Linked DNA regions of Mus musculus: region 2 is linked to region 1. The links are chromatin loops, found by intact Hi-C in ENCODE. Cell type or tissue: gastrocnemius. All regions are shown on one strand. Each heading gives the region's core, and the rest is flanking DNA. Links, peaks and the distances in the headings are about the cores only.

What was found. Hi-C counts contacts between places; a loop is a spot of excess contacts. Peaks named below come from ENCODE experiments on the same cell type or tissue, not always from the same donor. Only the 100,000 strongest peaks of a DNase experiment are listed, where the experiment ranks them.
Region 2: it touches region 1 in a loop (3-fold over the local background); 6 of 42 quality-filtered maps call a loop at or near these places.

Annotation. Positions count from the first base shown.
Region 1 is chr1:12,987,070-12,993,534 of GRCm38, forward strand. It overlaps Slco5a1 (solute carrier organic anion transporter family, member 5A1), which reads right to left and starts at 4,066. Exons shown (of 9, transcript NM_172841.2): 1 at 2,511-4,066. The coding sequence starts at 3,426. In gastrocnemius, for the core only: CTCF peaks have their summits at 3,292 (motif pointing right) and 5,681 (motif pointing right); DNase peaks (open chromatin) are centred at 2,811, 3,295, 3,670, 4,065 and 3 more places; H3K4me3 peaks cover 4,878 bases; H3K27ac peaks cover 2,316 bases.
Region 2 is chr1:13,039,225-13,045,689 of GRCm38, forward strand. No RefSeq gene overlaps it. Among named protein-coding and RNA genes, the nearest start is that of Slco5a1, 51 kb to the left of the region's middle. In gastrocnemius, for the core only: no CTCF peak of the experiment used is centred there; no DNase peak of the experiment used is centred there; H3K27ac peaks cover 1,764 bases.

The DNA.
Region 1 (6,465 bases), core at 700-5,699:
ATTAGGTTTGTTGTTGCTATTTTCTGGAAAGACTGACTAGGAAGGTCAGAAAAGAGAGGAAGGAGATGGATAACGCAGACAACAGCTTTGTGAAGAAATAACATGAGGTGTTTTCCCCTCATTACTCACTGGAAAGGAATCCCTACATTCTGACTGGGTAACATTGCTTGTAGTCTGGAAAACACTAGTCTCCTGATCGTAATTCGTTCAGAAAGAACCTATAAAGCCCATTTGAAAGGGTTTGATCAGGCGTGTTGGTATGTGCCTGTTACCTTAGCACCCAAGAAGTTGAGGCAAAAGTATTGAAAGTTCAAAGCCAGCCTAGACTACAAACTTAATGAATCCTAGCCAGCCTGGGTTCCACTGTGAGCCTCTTTCTAAGAAAAAAAATCTTGTATTGATTACTAAAATTAATTTAATGTAAGTCAGAATTATGGTGGAGTTTCCTTAAAAAATGTATCCTAAGGCAGTCATCAATTTATAATTATTTCAAAAAAGTCAAAAGGTCAACTTCACACACACACACACACAGGTTGAGGTATTTTCTCCATTATGAAAGCTACAATGGCAAATGGCCAAATGTAATTATATTAATAAATGACCTTTGAGGAATTCCTGAGTTTAACATTAGTAATTATAAAAGAATTCGGGTGGCAATTGAAATTTGAATTTGGAAAGGTGTTTGACAATATTAGGAACTAGTTCTTAACTTTCTTACCATGTGGATACATCTGTCAGTATGGAAAAGAATGCATTTATTTGTTTCCCTGTTTGTTTACCTACTTACTGGTAGTTCTAGAGAGCAATTCCAGAGCATCTTTCATGAGGCAAGTACTCTACAGCTCAGCTACATTCCAATCCCAGAATACCCTTATTTCTAGAAGAGGCACAATGAAGCTTAGTGGTACCTACACACTTAGCTTAGCTCTCCATGTCAAATATATACACACATATTGGGGAGATGCTAGTAAGCTCCCCACATCAAATATACACACACATACGGAGATTCTTTTAAGCATGACAAAGTGGAGTTTTTGTTGTTGTTTGAGACAGTATCTACCATGTAGCCCTGGTTGGCCTAGTACTCGCCATGTAGCCCAGGGTGACCTTAAAAACCATAGCAATGCTCTTACCTCACCCTTCCTAGTGCTGGAATTACAGGTATTGGCCACCATACACAGTTGATAAAATAAGGAATTATTAAGTCTAGTGAGTGGGTATATTGATACTTATTTTACCATTTGTGCGTATATTTACTAACAAAGTTAAGTTAGTAACTCCAAGGGCAGTGGGTAAACTAAAGACAAAGTACAGCCCTTCTAAGCTGACCATCTTCTTCACTCTCTTGGAAAATCTCATTCAGACATCAAGGAATCTACCAACACATAGCTAAGAAGTTACTAAACAGCCACATAGGTGAGCTCCTTGGTGAATTCTAAGCCAGGAACGAAAGAGAGAGAAAGAGAGAGACAGAGAGAGAGAGAGAGAGAGAGAGAGAGAGAGAGAGAGAGAGAGAGAAGACAACATCCAAGGTTGTCCTGTGGTGTACACACAGATGTATACACACACACACACACACACACACAGAGTGCCTTTAGGTGTTTTAAGTGTTAGGTGGACTCCAGCAAAACAGAACAGAGAGCAATTAACTGGTCTAACAACACTGATCCTTTCCAGGGGTTCAAAACCATCTTTTAGTGCACTTTAGAAGGAGCAATTACTAACTACAGAGAGATGCTGACAACCACCAAAGTTACATCTAGAAACTCGGTTAGCCCTGTGCATACCTGGCTGACCTCCCATGGATACCCGGAACTTATCCCAAACACCTCTGTCTGCTGTGCTCTTAAATGAAAGGCAAGGAATGAAACCCAAGAGCCTGTGTTCTTCAGAAGACAGTAATGAACTCTCACAAACTCCAGTAACTGAGGTCTTCTAAGCCCAATGAAAACAGCCTTGGATAAATCCATGGCCCATGCTGTTGCTTCCTCGTGGGCAGACATAACTTATTCATCTACTGTTTTTCAGGCTTTGTTGGTGCTGGGTGATCAGACATGTTCAGAATAGAGTTTGGAAGTGAAGTGACATAGCATATGTGGTCTGGCTACCCCATCATCTGCTTTTAGGGATGAGAAACAGATGTAACAATGCAAAGCAATGACTCAAAACTGCTGGTGAGCTCTCCTCCTTTCTGGTCATTTCTTGGAAAGAAAGCTTAGAAGATAAACTTGACAAATAGAGGTTCCCCAAAAGTGAACAACAAGAGGAACGGGCCCTGTGCTGTCCTATTTTTCAGCCTTTGTATTGGTGAGAAAAGACAACTGTGAAATTATTTCAAAGAGCTCTTTATCCCAAACTGAAAACATACTACACCAAAAGCAGGACTCAAAAGGAATGAACCATAATGCTTAATATACTTGAAAACACAAAAGGTTGTGTTCCTTTGTGACTGGGGAAGAAAAAGAATGTCACTGTGAGCCAACTACATGCCTGAGAATTCCAAGTCTTACCTAGGTACAAGGATGCATTGTCTTTCTTGACGTTGTCATCTAAATAGGTTGGTCCCAGGGTGTAAATCGGTGTAGAGCCCATTCCAATGAGAACCTGTGCACAAACGAATAAAGCCACGTAGATCCAGTGACTATTTCCTCCCGAGTCCTTGGGACAGGGAGGAGGCTCCAAGATGGCTGTGGAGTTGCCATTCTGACAAAGGCCATCGTTGGAGGCCGAAGCGTTCAACTCTTGGATTTGATAGGGGGGTGAGATAAAGTGAGGTAAAGCGAAGAGCGCAGCCCCGATGGCAATAAGAAGTCCACCCACTGCCAGCCATAGGGGCCTTCGCCCACGGCCACCAAAGTAGCTGACGAACACCACCACCACCAGGTTTCCTATATCAAAGCAGCTGACCAGCAGCCCTGACTCAGAACTCTTCAAGCTATAGCGCCTTTCGATGGTGGTGATGACACTGCTCAGGTACCCAGAGACCATTAACGCCTGGATGAAAGTCAGAAAACACATGCACACTAAGAAGCAGCGAGAATCCGTAAGGACCACGTAGAGACACCTTCTCTCCTGGAGTGTGGCCAAAGTGGAAGATACTGACACAGTTTTGCTGGGGTCCATCCTGTGGTTACAGTCCATGAGTTCCGTTGTAGTGCCTGCCGAAGTGGATGGAGCAGAAGGGCTGGGGACTATCAAGTTCCGTCCTAGATGCGTCTCCTGGCGACCTGGAGCTTCATTGCAACCCAAGGCCAGTTTGCCATCTGCATTCCCAGCACTGAAATTCTGCCGGCAGGAGGCGCTGTGCAGGACCGGTAAACTCTTAGACCTGAAGGACTCTGACTCGCACTTCTCTTGGACAGCTCCAACCGAAGACGGTGCCTCTAGCTGCTGTTGGGCCCGAGACTGCGCATCCCCTTCGTCCATGGCTCTTAAAATGTGATCGCTGATTCCATATAAGGCCTCCGGCACTTTTCATCCACCTGAACGAGGGGCTGATGCCCGGCCCACTCAGTCGTCTCCTCCTGAGACCCGGGCTGGGGATGGCAGAGCCTGGAAGCAAAACATCTCAGCAGCAGGGAGGTGCCCAGAGCATCCTGACCCGAGGCACAACAAGAAGCCACCTTGTACCGGGGGAGGTAAAGGTCCACGCGGTCCTTCGAGGAGTCCTGCTTGGTGTCCACTCTCAGGGATAGCTCGCGGTAGGCGCTTTGCGCGTCCGGTGCTCATCCCCTCCGCCGCCGCCTCTCAGACGGTGGCCAGAAGCTAGAGCGACCTGGGCCCAGTGTGGGGTCTCTTAGCGCAACTGTCCGAACAACATCCCACTTTGTGGCTCCAGGGGTGTTCGGTGCCCACCGCAAGGCTTGTGACACACAGGGTCGTGAAGCTGCCGACCTGTAAAGCAGAGAATTGATGGTCAGAGGGACGGATGCACTTGGGGCTGGCAACCCGGGGTCCGGTGACTAGTGCTAAGTAACCTCGTGGACCCCAGAGGGACCGAGGTGCTAGCCAGGAGCTGAACCGTGCAGGAGGGACCTGCAGAGACTGCAGCCTCAAGTCCCGGAACAATGAGCAGCAGGCGGTCCGCCAAGACTCTCGCTCATTGTCTGCGGCGGGCCTGCCCCCGCCCCGCCCCTTTTGCCTTAAACAGTGCGTTTGCTTTTATATGTTAATAATTATCAGCCTGGCAGCTCTGACTCAGAAGGCAGTGTCTTTTATTCGAGTGAACTAATAGCAACCTTCTGGTACTCCTACTCCATGACTCAAAATAGAAGATTCCCAGAAGAACAAAGGAAAGTTTTTTTTTTCCTTTTACAAGCACACAATACATTCCTGGTCTCAAATTTTAAAATACATTTTTAAGCGGTAGAAAGAAAACTACGTGTAGAAATATGTGTGCACACTTGTACACTGGCACGTGTGCGCGACGAGATGTGAATGCGTCCGCTCCATCAAACACCTACTTAAAGTCAAAGACAGCGCGTGGGGGGAGGGGATCAACATGCTTGCGTGGTTATTCTCTACACTAAAAATAGCCCCTTGCCGGAAAGAACTATATTCAATTACAAGTAACGAGGGCATTCGAGGCTGTGGCCCACGTTAAGTCCCAGAGCGCAAGGTTGAGCGAAACCGAAAATCAATTTGCTTTGCAAATGGTTGAGTGAAGCCACACCAAACAAAGAGACGCTGGCAAGCTGGCACAGCGTGCGCGGGGAGCCCACCGAAACGGCTCAACACAGGCACGCCGGCCCGGAGGTGTGCTATTTGCCAAGCACACCCTGAGAGCGTGAGGTGTGCGAAGGCCTGAAGTATAACACACACACACACACACACACACACACACACACACACACACACACGAGTTCACTTTGTGCGAGCCAGCGCTTGGTTTGAATTCAGCGAGCGCTAATACAGGTGCGCCTCCGCTGTAAACCCCATCCCTAATCTTGGGGAACCCTATACTCCTCCTGCCCCGGCGGCGAAGTGCACCAGATGGGAGGCATTGGGGTTCTGCTGCGTTGGGTTTCGTTCTGAGCTTTTGTGATGCTGCTGCGAAAAGAAAAAAGATGAGAGAGGCGGCTACAACATCTCCCAGTATTGTTCAGGACCGGACTGCCAGTGGCTTGCAAGCCGGCACTTGGGCTCCGCCCGCTCACCCCTGCGCCTTCCCGGGGAACTCCACCCGTGGCTGCACGCCGAGCTGGGGAATCCCGGCGTCGGAGCCCCTGGCTGAGGGAGCAGCCGCATCGCGACGCAGACTCGCATGGGATGGACACGCGGATCCCCGCCCCGAGCTCTCGGAACCAACGCGGAATCCTAGGGACATCCCCTCCGCGCGCGCGCACGCACACACACACACACACACACACACACACACACACACACACAGCCGGTGGGAGGACAGAACCGCCAGGCACAGCTCGCCGCTCTGCTAGGCGCACAAGCTTTCGCAACTCACTAGCGAGGGTGACGACCAATCTGCCGGGCTGGGAGAGGATCAGCCGCTGTAGGACGGCAGCGGTGGGGGAAGATGGGCCAGCCGCCTGCGGAGACCGTCTCGGTCCCGCCGCCGAGAAATCAGGGAGTGAGACTGCGAGTCGAGCTGGCTAACTCTTCCCCCAACCTCTGGCCTGTCACCCAAGCCTCTTCTCCCCAGGCAGACACACACGCACAGAGACGCGCCAGGACCGGAGCAGCAGAGGGCGCAGGCGCGCGGGCAGCCACCCAGCCCAGCCCTCAGGCAACCAGCCACCCCGCTGCCCTTCATCTGTACAGTGGGAAGACGAACCGCACTGAAGCCCCAAGGGTGCGGGTGTCTTTAAGTCACCAAGGTGGACAGAAAGACCATCTCATGTGAAATACTTCTATTGGCTTCTACCATGTTCACCACACACCATGTCTTTTCTACCATAGCAGATTCTGGGGACCAAAGTGGAACAAGATCCCTAATGTTAGGGAAACTTGTCTTGCCCTCTCCCATCCCCCGCCAAAATATCCACGTAAAAGGATTTTATACAGTTCATTCTATACAGTGTGCGACTGCAGAACTAGACACCCATTCACTTTCCTGTCCGGATCAGGAAGGGCACTTGCAAAGGCACAGAGGCATGGCACTACAAGTAAATCAGTTTTCTCAAGAGCGGCAGGGAACAGGACACAGGGGGTTCGTGACTTGTGTACTGTCAGTCCCAAGGGGCCATGGCATTCTGCCTTTCTTACCAGAAATAGCTTTGTCAATAGTGGTGGACTGTTGTGAGTACAGAGACAGACATATTGATATGTGACGAGGCAGGGAGACAGAAAACAGGTTGAGAAAGTAGAAGTGGCTAGCCTAGTTAGGCCGATGGGGTGGCGGGGGATGCTGTGGGAGGGGTCAGATCTCACACTTGAGTGGTGAACAGAGTCTAATCAAAACACGAGACGGGCAGTAGTGTCACACGCCTTTAATCCTAACACTTGGGAGGC
Region 2 (6,465 bases), core at 491-5,490, 52 kb after region 1:
GGGCAGATCCTATTCTGTCAAATCTTTCTCTGATTTGTCACTTTGCCATTCAATTTCACATCACTTTCAAATATGGCTGCTTTCTTCTACAAATTAACTTTACCTTCATTGTTTGGGATTAAGGATGTATAGTAAGGGTGTGTCTGTATTCCAGCCAGGGGAATTAAAGGTGTGTGCTAAGGCTGAGCCACACCACAACCAGAAACGGGTTTTTCAGGTAAACAACACAATCTTGGGGTTCAAAATGTCATCAAATATCCTGCAACAAAGTAATGATTCTCCTGGAAGTACAGATTATGTTTGAGTTTTCATTACACATCCATGTTCAGTCACAATTAGAAAATATAAATAGAACAGATTTCATTTTTTAAGATTTTATTTATTTATTTATTTATTATTTTATGTATATGAGTACACTGTAGCTGTACAGATGGTTGTAAGCCTTCATGTGGTTGATGGGAATTGAATTTTTAGGACCTCTGCATGCTCCAGTCAACTCTACTCACTCAGTCTCTGCTCACTCCAGCCCAAAGGTTTATTTATTATTTATACATAAGTATACTGTAGCTGTCTTCAGACTCACCATAAGAGGATGTCAGATCTCAACCTGCAGGTGGTTGTGAGCTACTGTGTGGTTTCTGGGATTTGAACTCAAGACTTTCAGAAAACCAGTCAGTGCTCTTACCCTCTGAGTCATCTCGCCAGCCGCAGATTTTATTTTTATTATCGGCCCTATAAGTCCAATGTAAAGAATCTAAAGAAAGTCTCCTCCAAAGCAAACACATTTATTATACGACAGCCTGCTTTTAGGCTGACAGTTTGGAAAGCCCTCCAGACAAGCAGAAAATATCTGAACCGGTCTTTTTATAAATAGCAAGTACTAATACATAACTTCTTTTACTATATGTTTCATAATCTACACTATAAAGTAAGAAACCCTTATTTTAGCTAACCTATCTGACTTACTGATTTACTCCTCCAAGGGTGTACCCTGTATGAATCCCCATCTTTAAAGTATGTTTTCAGAGAACTCTAAGTGTATTGTAAAGGGAGGCCTTGAATCTGTAACCTATTCTCCTGGTCAGTAGAGATTATTAATTGTCTCTGTTTATCTTGCACCAATTATACGTTTTGTGTCTGCTCCAGAGCAGATGCCCCAAGAAGGTTCCAGGAGAAATGGCCTCATCTAGCTGTGTGCTTCTTTGTGCTTAATGATATTCAGGGCCTAAAGAAGACTTTCAAATAGTGGCCAGAAAACAATATGTTTAGAACTTTCCTTACAAAGACTCAGACACAGTTTTCTTGGGGAAAGACATAAAATGAATCACAATGCAGAAAGCTCCCAAGAGGGCAGCATGCAGAGACCAAAACGCAAAAGTTAGAGATCAAAGGGCAGCGACTTCAGCATTCAGCTCAGCTTAGCTGGAATGTGTCAAACAGCTGTGCTGCTTCATGACTCTCACCATTTCCAGTAGGCACGACTGTGCCAAGTCATACTCAGTAAATAAAAATAAGTAAGTATAAAAAAAGAAGAGCTGGCTTACCAAGAGACGGTGATTGCTGCCAAGTCTAACAACCTGAGTTTGATCCCTGGATCCTGCCTGGGTGAAGGAGAGAAGCAACTCCTAAGTGACCTCAACACACAAGCCCTAAATTAACCAATCAGAGACCTAGGTCTCTGCATCTCTGTTACAGGTGTGCACTTGGTGTTCTTTTTTTTTTTTTTTTTTTTTTAATTTATTTATTTATTTATTACATGTAAGTACACTGTAGCTGTCTTCAGACCCTCCAGAAGAGGGCGTCAGATCTCATTACGGATGGTTGTGAGCCACCATGTGGTTGCTGGGATTTGAACTTCGGACCTTCGGAAGAGCAGTCGGGTGCTCTTACCCGCTGAGCCATCTCACCAGCCCAACACTTGGTGTTCTTGTGGGACTTCTAACAGTGTGAATGGAGTCTGTCTCTGACTCTTGGCTTTTGGGACCCTATTCCTCCTCCTGGGTCGCCTTGTCAAGCCCTGATATAAGGGGATGTGCCTAGTCTTACTGCATCTTGATGTGCCATGTTTGGTTGATAACCCCAGGAGGCCAACCCTTTCTGAAAGAAAACAGAGGAAAAGTGGATCTGGGGGAGAGGGGAGGTAATGGGGAGAGACTGGGAGGAGAGGAGGGAGGGAAGCTGGGGCTGAGGTATAATATATGAGTGAAGAATAAATAAATAGCCAGGCATGGTGGCACTCGCTTTTAATTTCAGCACTCGGGAGGCAGAGGCAGGTGGATTTCTGAGTTCTAGGCCAGCCTGGTCTACAATGTGAGTTCCAGGACAGCCAGAGCTACGCAGAGAAACCCTGTCTCAAAAAAACAAAACAAAAAAATAATTAATTAATTAACTAATTAATTAATTAAAAATTTAAAAGAGTGTGCCATGTTTTAGTTACTTTTCTATTGCTGTGAAGAGACTACGATGAAGGCAGCTTATAAAAGAAAGCATTTAGGCCGGGCGTGGTGGTGCACGCCTTTAATCCCAGCACTCCGGAGGCAGAGGCAGGCGGATTTCTGAGTTCGAGGCCAGCCTGGTGTACAAAGTGAGTTCCAGGACAGCCAGGGCTATACAGAGAAACCCTGTCTCGAAAAACCAAAAAAAAAAAAAAAAAAAAAGAAAGAAAGAAAGAAAGAAAGAAAGAAAGAAAGAAAGAAAGAAAGAAAGCATTTAGTTGGGGGCTTGCTCAGTTTCAGAAGGTGAGTCCATGGTCATTGAAGCAGAAAACATGATAGTAGGCAGGCATGCCTGGTCCCAGAACTGCAGCTGAGACCTGGAGCCTCTCAGGATGGAGGTAGAGAGAAACCTGAAAGCCCACCTCCATTGACACACCTCCTCCTCCAACAAGGCCATGCCCCCTAATCCTTCCCAAACAGTTCCAATAACTAGGAAGCAAGCCGTCAGATATATGAACCTAGTGGGGCCATTCTCACTCAAACAACCACAGCATATATTTATTAAATCAATACTCGGAAAATATTTGAGTATTTGCTAATACAGCAAGGGCTGAAAAGTAAGCACAGGGCTGGAAACAAATCTGAGAGTTCCATGGGAGTTCCTAGTTAGCAGGAGTTCTGCTCTAGTTAAATCAGAAATCACCAACAACTTTTATAATTGATTGTTCCATCTATGTTTATAAGACTAATACTAAAAACAGACTTCCTCTTAATTGCAGAGGTCTGCCTCCTCCCAGCTGTGGAGAAGGGTGCCAGAGTTTGGTATCCAGTAGGATTCTTTTCTACCTAGCAACCCATAAACAAAGGAAAAAGCTTTTTGCCATTGGCAGGTCTCTGTTTAGCAGTTTGGCATGAAGACACTGGACTTAATTTTAGCTACTGACTCTGCATTTTAGCAGAGATGGGAAAGAATGTCCTTTTTTTTTTTTTTTTTTTTTTTTTTTTGAGATAGGATTTCATGTAGCCCAGGCTGGTTTTGAATTGGCTATCTACTTGAGGGTGACCTTGGATTTCTGATCCTTTTGCCTCTATCCCTCAAGTGTTAGGATTATAGACATATGCCAGCACAGCCCACAAGTTTGTAGTGCCAGCCCCACAGTTCACCCAGTGCTGAAGATCACACCCAGTGCTTCGAGCATGATAGGCAAGCACGCTACCATTTAAGCTACATCCCCAGCCCGAGAGTGTAACTGTTCAGAGGGCATCTAACCAGTGTGAACTCCTCTGAAGTGTTACAGCAGACAGACAAGGAAGAAGGAAAGGCAGAAGGCATCTTATATCTGTAACTGTCCTAGTGCCTGAACCTTAGCAAGGAACAAGGGGAAGGCTTTTCAAAGCAATGACAGGGCTGAGGAGATGGCCCAGAGCAGTGGCTGCTCTTCCAGAAGACCAAGATTCAAGTCCTAGACCCTACATGGAGGCTCACAACCATCTGTAACTGAAGTTCCAGAAGATCTAGCACCTTCTTTGGGCTTCTGTGGGTATTGCACACACTTGATGCCCAGATATTCATACAGGCAAAACACCTGTACCTGTAAAATAATAAATTTTAAAAATTACCTGCCTTCATATTTGCTATAATACAGCAAAGGCTCATCACAGAGGCTGTGGGAAAGAGGCTCCTTCTCTTCCATACCTCTAAGTGAGGGGCACTAACACCACACCTTCCACATTGTCTAGCCAAGTGTCTCATCATGCTTGCAATCTCAGCACTCAGGAGGATGGCTAATGCAGAGGACCACTGTGAGTTCAAGGCTAACCCGCGCTACATCGGAAGACCCTATCAAAAACTTGTAACAACACCAATAATAAATTTCCTTAATACAGTTCTTTTGTAAGATCAACACAACTTTATTGGTTTCCTATGAATCCCTTCAACAATTTTTTTGTGTTTGTTTGATTGTTTGTTTGTTTTGAGGCAGGGTTTCTCTGTGTAGCCCTGACTGTCCTGGAACTCACTTTGTAGACCAGGCTGGCCTTGAATTCAGAAATCCACTTACCTCTGCCTCCTGAGTGCTGGGACTAAAGGTGTGTGCCACCACGCCCAGCAACAATTTTCTATTAGGTTAGCACAACTCATACAAGAAGTTTGACTGCAAAGGGATTTTATTCAAGGTCAATGTGAGTTTTCATCAACAAGTCCAGGAATTAGGCCCAGATTTCCAGCCCCTACAGCTGGCCCATTCCACCACCACCACCACCACCACCACCACCACCCCCACATTGGAAAACAACCCTCCCCTTCCATGGCTCACACTGTTCTAGTCTCAGACTCTGCTGATGCCCTCCTAGGAACAGACTCTCCCACTGCAGCCAAGGGTTCTACCCCACACTGCCAAGGCAGGGGGAGAATTTCAGGAAGGTAGTAATGGGGAATGGGTGTGTCTGTAGAAATCCCAAAGTTGTCACTGCCTGATCTACCATGAATATCACACAAGACATCCAGCTAAAGCTGACGTTTATGTAAACAAAAATGGTTGTTTGGTAGAAATACAGCCCATGCAATATTTGGGATGGTGCATAAATTAACCACATATTTCTTGGTTTGGATGGAGGTTTGGGAGGTTGTTTAGGTTAAGTTTGGAGTTTGTTGATGTTGTTGAAACAATCTCACTATGTAGCTCTAACTGGCCTGAAACCCTCTTCTGCAGACTGGTTTGACCTCAGACTCACAGAGATCTACCCACCTCTGCCTCCAAGGCTCTGGGATCAAAGACACTGGAGACTGTGTCCAGCCTATCACTCATGTATTTACTACACGACACCCAGATTAACGGAGTGTCCTTCCTTGTATCTAGCAGTCCATGCATCCATTTCTACAGCAGTGCCCACAGATTTAAATAATGAAGGAGAGGAAACTCAGTCAGGACAGAGATGCTGCACACTGATGCTTTTCTTCCAAAACCTGGGAGGGTCGCCCTAAGTGATGTGTAAAACAGTGCCCCACTGCTTCCACCAGAAAACTGGGCTGCTTGCTATTTCAGTGGTAGTGGTTGTGGTTGTTGTTGTTTTTCTTTTTTTTTCTTTTTTTTTTTTTTTTTTTTTTGGTTTTTCGAGACAGGGTTTCTCTGTATAGCCCTGGTTGTCCTGGAACTCACTTTGTAGACCAGGCTGGCCTCGAACTCAGAAATCTGCCTGCCTCTGCCTCCCAAGTGCTGGGATTAAAGGCAAGTGCCACCATGCCCGGCTGGTTGTTGTTGATAAGGAGAAATGGTACATATTTGTCTTAGTTAGGGTTTTACTGCTGTGAACAGACACCATGACCAAGGCAACTCTTATAAGGACAATATTTAAATGGGATTGGCTTACAGGTTCAGAGGTTCAGTCCATTATCACCAAGGTGGCAGGAGGAACTAAGAATTCTACCTCTTGGGCTGGAAAGATGGCTCAGCGGTTAAGAGCACTGACTGCTCTTCTGAAGGTCCTGAGTTCAAATCCCAGCAACATGGTAGCTCACAACCATCCATAATGAGATCTGATGCCTTCTTCTGGTGTCTGAAGACAGCAACAGTGTACTTAGATATAATAATTTAAAAAAAAAGAATCCTACATCTTCATCTGAAGGCTGCTTGGAGAATACTGGCTTTCAGGCAGCTAGGACATAACTATTAAAGCCATGACTACAGTGACACACCTACTCCAACAGGGCCACACCTCCTAATAGTGCCACTCCCTAGGCAAAGCATGTGCAAACCAACACAACATGTAAGTAGCTGTGTTACTGGGTGTGGGTAGGTATATGTCTTTGTGTATGCTTATGTATATGGAGATCAGCTCTAACCAGGAGAAATAGGCTAGACTGGATGGTCACTGAGCTCCACGCCCCTCCTCTGCTTCTCCATCACTGGAATTACACTGCAGTCTATCACATCTGGCTTCTTTACACAGTTCTAGGGATGACACTCAGGTGGTCACAGGAGACTGGAGGAGAAAGATCAATTAAACTCAAGAGTTCAGAGATAGCCTGGCC